Linked DNA regions of Homo sapiens: region 2 is linked to region 1. Evidence: chromatin loops called from intact Hi-C (ENCODE). Cell type or tissue: dorsolateral prefrontal cortex. All regions are shown on one strand. Each heading gives the region's core, and the rest is flanking DNA. Links, peaks and the distances in the headings are about the cores only.

What was found. A loop is a pair of places that touch in the nucleus more often than their neighbours do. Peaks named below come from ENCODE experiments on the same cell type or tissue, not always from the same donor. Only the 100,000 strongest peaks of a DNase experiment are listed, where the experiment ranks them.
Region 2: it touches region 1 in a loop (1.0-fold over the local background); 110 of 110 quality-filtered maps call a loop at or near these places.

Annotation. Positions count from the first base shown.
Region 1 is chr17:40,301,472-40,304,376 of GRCh38, reverse strand. CDC6 (cell division cycle 6) reads right to left here. Exons shown (of 12, transcript NM_001254.4): 11 at 2,769-2,905; 12 at 1-2,465. The coding sequence ends at 2,376. Among named protein-coding and RNA genes, the nearest start is that of RARA, 6.3 kb to the left of the region's middle. In dorsolateral prefrontal cortex, for the core only: CTCF peaks have their summits at 991 and 1,194 (motif pointing left); no DNase peak of the experiment used is centred there.
Region 2 is chr17:40,354,036-40,356,940 of GRCh38, reverse strand. It overlaps RARA (retinoic acid receptor alpha), which reads right to left. Exons shown (of 9, transcript NM_000964.4): 7 at 2,435-2,639; 8 at 1,520-1,678; 9 at 1-932. The coding sequence ends at 715. Among named protein-coding and RNA genes, the nearest start is that of GJD3-AS1, 7.4 kb to the left of the region's middle. RefSeq lists a silencer at 1,779-1,848. In dorsolateral prefrontal cortex, for the core only: CTCF peaks have their summits at 1,532 and 1,740 (motif pointing right); a DNase peak (open chromatin) is centred at 1,740; H3K27ac peaks cover 356 bases.

The DNA of each region.
Region 1 (2,905 bases), core at 165-2,664:
AAAAGCCAGCAAGGAAAGGGCTTTCTTCCTCAGCAGTCTGAATTACACTTAAGACTTTACTGACAAACATATATCAGCTTTTGCTCCCACAAGGGCAGCAGAAGCCAAGCAGGGACACTAAGTCTGCTTCATGCATCATTGACAGAACCAACCCTGTTCCAACTGCTAAAGTCTTAAGAGCAGCAATGACCTAGAAATTGACAGTGAGGGGAGAAGAAAAGGAAACTAACAAATCAGTAGACAGAAAACTCTATTTCCAAAACCAGGGGAAAGGGAAAGATAGAGGGGAAAGAAATTTGGCCCCTTTGAATCTACCAATGTGATTTTGGCTGGAAGCCAGGGAGGATACATAGCAGCCCCACTGCGAGTCAAGCCATGTTCCTGACTCAAGCCCTACAGTTAAGAGGAAGGCGCCAAGCCTCAAACACAATGAGGTGGGGAGGCTGCTCCTTATTGGGCAGGATCCTACTGTGGACACAGAACAGACAGCAGCTGCCCACAGTGTGGAAACAAACTGTAAAGCAGTCACGTCTCTTAAGGCTGCAGCATCCAATAAAATGTAATTTAAATCAAGCTTCGCATCTGTTCTCAATCCCATTCAGTCTCTGCTTTCCATCAGCCTTCGGACAATCTTTGCAATTATGCATGTTAACCCTTATAGTCCCAGACACTTTCCAACCTTCTAGGTATAGAACTGTGTTTCCATGTTCAAACTACCTTCAGAGGGAACGAATACTCTAGTAAAGGAGTGTGAGAACAACATTCAGACTCATGCCTACAGACTATCATGTGCTACACACACCAGTGGGTAGTGTTCATTTCAGAGGGCTCTCTCTGCTTTCCTTGCCTCTATCCCATACCACCTGTTGTAGCTCAGATCACATTACACGGATACAGTGGTCAGGATGAATGAAACAGTGGCCAACAGATCACTTGTACACATATCAAGTTCCAAATGGAAGGCCATGTCAGAAAGGTAGAGGCGGCAGCAGGAGAGCTCAGGGAAAAGCAGACTTGGTCACTGGCTCTCAGATCATTCGTATCACACATGGTTTACATTTCAAGCATTTGCTTCAGTTATGAAAGGACAGCAATCTCCCAAACAAATCAAACTAGAACTTCCCCCTTTCCCTCAAAACTACCTCAGCCTCAAGCATCCCCTTTCAAAGTAGTCAATGTTATAAGGGTGCCCTCTGGTGTCTCAGTCACAAATTGCCATTTAATGCCACCAAACCAAACCCAGAAGGCTCTTGATTAACCAACCATATGGACTAATTTATCTAATAAGACTGGAAAAATGTGTTTAGATGAAAACCCAACCCCAAAGTAGTCATCTTGAAACAAGTGGCTTCATCTAAGGGCAGCAAAGACTGTGGGACAGCCTAGGAAGGAATTTTCACATTGACTTCTGAAAGCTTGAGCTCTCTTGAAATCTGATTGCTTAAAAAGACAAAGAATGCAACTTGAAAATAAATATATTCACAATCTGTAGAGTTATAGTCTCCTTATGACCCCAACGCCCTTGGGAGTGCCCAAGAAACTCAACGAGTCTAAAATGCCACAATGTTGTAGTATCTGCACCATGAACATAGTATACTATACAAAGAAATAAATTCTTTAACCAGTGTCCTCCAAATCTCCATGTGGACTTGCTTGCATTTTTCTGGATCATTTTCATTCTTCTTACCCTAAACTTAAAGTTCTTAACAAAATACCTTAATGGCTGAGCATGGTGGCTCACGCCTATAATCCCAGCACTTAGGGAGGCCAAGGTGGGCAGATCACTTGAGGGTCAGGAGTTCAAGACCAGCCTGGCCAACATGGTAAAACCCTGTCTCTACTAAAAATTAAAAAATTAGCTGGGCGCGGTGGTGGGCACCTGTAATCCCAGCTACTCGGGAGGCTGAGGCAAGAGAATCACTTCAACCTGGGAAGCGGGTGCTGTAGTGAGCAGAGAACGCGCCATTGCACTCCAGCCTGGGCAACAGGGTGAGACGCGCCTCAAAAACAACAACAACAAAAAAAACAAACAAAAAAATACCCACTCATGTTTGAGCAAACGAAGAGGTAAATATACACACATTCCTCTACACAGATCTGTACACTTGCAAGCACATTGGCTAGAGATACACAAGTGGTAGAAGTAGTGAATGTAATTAAAAAGGGTCTACCTGGTCACTTTTATGGGTAAAAATAGTAAGACCCAAAGATATTATTCTGTGCTAATATTAAAGAATCTATAGATTAAAATTCATTGGCTTCAAGTAAAAAAGGTCATATTTGTTTTCAGGCCCGAATGTGTAAAGCACTAAAATGAAGACTGTAGCTCTCTAAATGCCAGCTGAATACTTTCGGGTGGGGTGTAAGAGAAGAATTTAAGGCAATCCAGTAGCTAAGATATTTCCAATTAAAGCTTTATCTTTCAGAGCATGTTCTATTTCTTTCTCTTCAATCTTGAAAAACACCTGGAAAGAAGAGAAAAGGATTTTTCACACTGGGGAACTCACAAAAGCAAAGTTGTCAGTATACAAACTTCTACCATATTAAACTTTTTCTCACAAAAGGCAAGCAAGTTAAACACTTTTTTTTCCAATGGCTTGAAAAAATATTCATATCACACTCCCATCTTTACACACCTTAAACCTTACCTAACAAAAAACGACTTGTTTAACTAACTGTGGTCATCTTGTTTAACAATAAACCTTTACTTTAGCATCACTCTACAAAATAGGACAATTAAAAACACTGTCACAAAAAAGCAGTTGTACCTTTGTCAAACGGGTTTCCTTGTTTCTCTTTAATCCTAAAATGCCCCTGGCTTCCAAGAGCCCTGAAAGTGACAAACACTCTGACTGGTCCACAGCCGCCACCTGCTGTTTGCGACAGACTTTACTGTAGGCTTCAT
Region 2 (2,905 bases), core at 297-2,796, 52 kb before region 1:
AAGGCTGAGGAGGAGAACTGGGGGGCACAGGGACATGAAAGGAGAGTGGGGGCCCCTTCCGAGCCACTCCCTCCCCCGGACCCACCCCCTCCAGCTCTGGATCCAGCTCCCCCCAATACACAGCACAAATTCCTTCAGTATAAATGTGCTTAAAATGAAAATTCTTATTAAAAAAATCAAAACAAAAAAATTAAAATAAAAACAAAACCAGCGAGAATTAATACCTGGGGTTGGTATGGCAGGGTATGTACAGGGGGAACCCCCCGCCCCTGTCCCACCCCCTCTGTCACCAACCGAGGCAGGGGGGAGGTTGAGGTTCCCCAGCTGGGGAGCAATGGCTTGTGAGTTCTGAGGATGGGGGAGCCAAGTCCTGGCGTTTGCTGGTGATGAAGATGTGGTGAGCTGGGCAGAGGGGTGTCTTGATGAACACGAGGCCCCCAGGACCCATCCTGAGACCCAGGACCAGGGGCCTCACTCAGTTCCTGGCCTCGGCCTCTGACGTCAGCCCAGGCTGTGGGAGCAGGCAGTCCACTGAGGGCCCAGGCCTCTGTCCAAGGAGTCGCTGCCTCCTCCCTCCCCGTCCCCCAGGGAAGGTCCCCAGTACTGCCCGGGAGGGCAGGTGGGGGCAGGGCTGGTGCGGGGTCACATGGTCGGTAGAAAGGCAGAGAAAAGCCGGGGCGGAGGGCGAGGGCTGTGTCCATGTGGCGTGGGCGGTCACGGGGAGTGGGTGGCCGGGCTGCTTCTGTTGGAGCTGGGGCTGAGGCTGGGGCTACAGCTGCCTGGCGGGGGGGCCAGGCCACCCCCGTCCCGCCCCCCACCCCCCGGCTGTCCGCTCAGAGTGTCCAGGCCCTCTGAGTTCTCCAACATTTCCTGGATGAGAGGCGGCATGGAGCCCGGGATCTCCATCTTCAGCGTGATCACCCGCTCAGCCCCTGCAGGAAAGGAGGGGGCAGAGGTCAGCACGCTGGGCCAGCCCTCCCACCCCCAGCCCCAGCAAGCCTGGCTCGAGGTGGGAAGATCAATACTGCTGATATTAGCATCTTTCTTGGGATTCAGTTCTTTGACACGAGCCAGCTCTCTTAAGCCCCCAGGTCCAGAGGCTGGTGGCAATGGGGCAAAGTGGTCCCGAACTCCGGCTCCAGGGCCAGACTGCCGGCCTGGGCTAGACGCCAAGCCCTTCCTTCCCCTGTGCTGTGTGCTAGGGATCATCCCGACCCCTCTGTAAACACGAATGTTATCCCCGCCCTCGGAAGGGAAACTGTAGCTAGGAGCTGTTGAGTGACCCACACAAGGACACACACCCACGTGTCTGGTTCCAGAGCCACGATCTGAACTACCACACAAAGGTGACACAGGCGGGCCACCTCGGCAAAGTGGAGTCACTAGGGGACCTCAGCCTAGACACAGATGGGGACAGGTGTCGTATTGTCCTGGCACAAAGACATGGGGTGCTGGCTTGGATGTGGGGGCCTGGGCCAGGTGTCGGGGGCCGGTACCCCTCCAGGTCTGTGAGCCTCACCCTTGGCGCTGATGCTTCGCAGGTCAGTAATCTTCATTAGCATCTTGGGGAACATGTGGGGGCGGCTGGGCCTCCGCTTCCGCACGTAGACCTTTAGCGCCTCCAGCAGCGGCTCCTGCAGCATGTCCACCCGGTCCGGCTGCTCCAGGTCCTGGCGGTCTGAGGAAGCAGAACCACCCCCTGAGCAGCTGGGAACACAGCTGCACCCCCAGCCTCGGCCACCGGGGGGCGTGCCTGCCCAGGCCATGGAGGAGGGCAGCTCGCAGGCGCCTCCCCACACAGGGCAGGGCATGGGGTCTCTGCTGCCGCAGGGTACAGAGGCCCTTAAAAGGGAGCAACGGGAGCTGAGGGTGAGGGGGTGCCCCAAACCCTCCCTGAGCCCAGTTAGTGGGATGGGACCCCAAATGGGCAGTGCCATCCTCAAGCAGGGAGAGGGTTCCCAGGCAGGCTCCCACTCCCCCCTGTTATTCTGGAAACCAGATGAAATGGCAGAAATCACAACAATAAAATAGCAACTAACAAGCACTGGAGCTCGCTCTGGGCACCTGCACAGTATCTGTTACCACCGTAATCCTCCCATCAACTTCATGAGCTAGAGACCGTTACCGCCCCCACTGTACAGAAACGGAGGCCCAGAGAAGTTCAGCAACCTGCTCAGGGTCATGCATCGGCCAGGAGGTGACCCTGGTTGGTCCGACCCTCAAACCCTCACTCTTAACCTCCCTAGAAGGGGTGTTGCCCAGAAATCGGGAACAGGAGTCCAGGCCCCACATGGCCCCCTTGCTGTGTAGTTGCAGACCAGACCCTGCCCTCTAGAGATACCTAACAGAGGTGGCCTGAAAGAGCTCCCTGGAAGAGACTCCAGGGCTGCACCCCCGTCCCAGCCCAGCCCCCAGACCCAGGCCCCCTGCCCACCTCCGCAGATGAGGCAGATGGCGCTGAGCAGCCCCGTCTCCGCATCATCCATCTCCAGGGGCAGCAGCTGGTTGGCGAAGGCAAAGACCAGGTCGGTGAGGGGGCCGAAGCCAGCGTTGTGCATCTGGGTCCGGTTCAGGGTCAGCCCGTCCGAGAAGGTCATGGTGTCCTGCTCGGGCGTGTACCGCGTGCAGATCCGCAGGATCTGGGTGCAGAGGATGCTTGGGTTCAGGGACTGAACCCGAACCCACTCTGAGCACTCGGCACCAGCACTCCGCACCAGCACTCCCGGAGGACCACCTGGCAGGTGGCCGGAGCAATGCTGTCTGATAGAATTTTCTACAATGATGGAAAGGTTCTACGTCTGCACCATCCATACCTCAGCCACCAGCCACATGCGTCTACTGAGTACTTGAAATGTGGCTAATGCAACTGAGGAACTGAATTGAGTTTAATTTTAATTAATTTAAA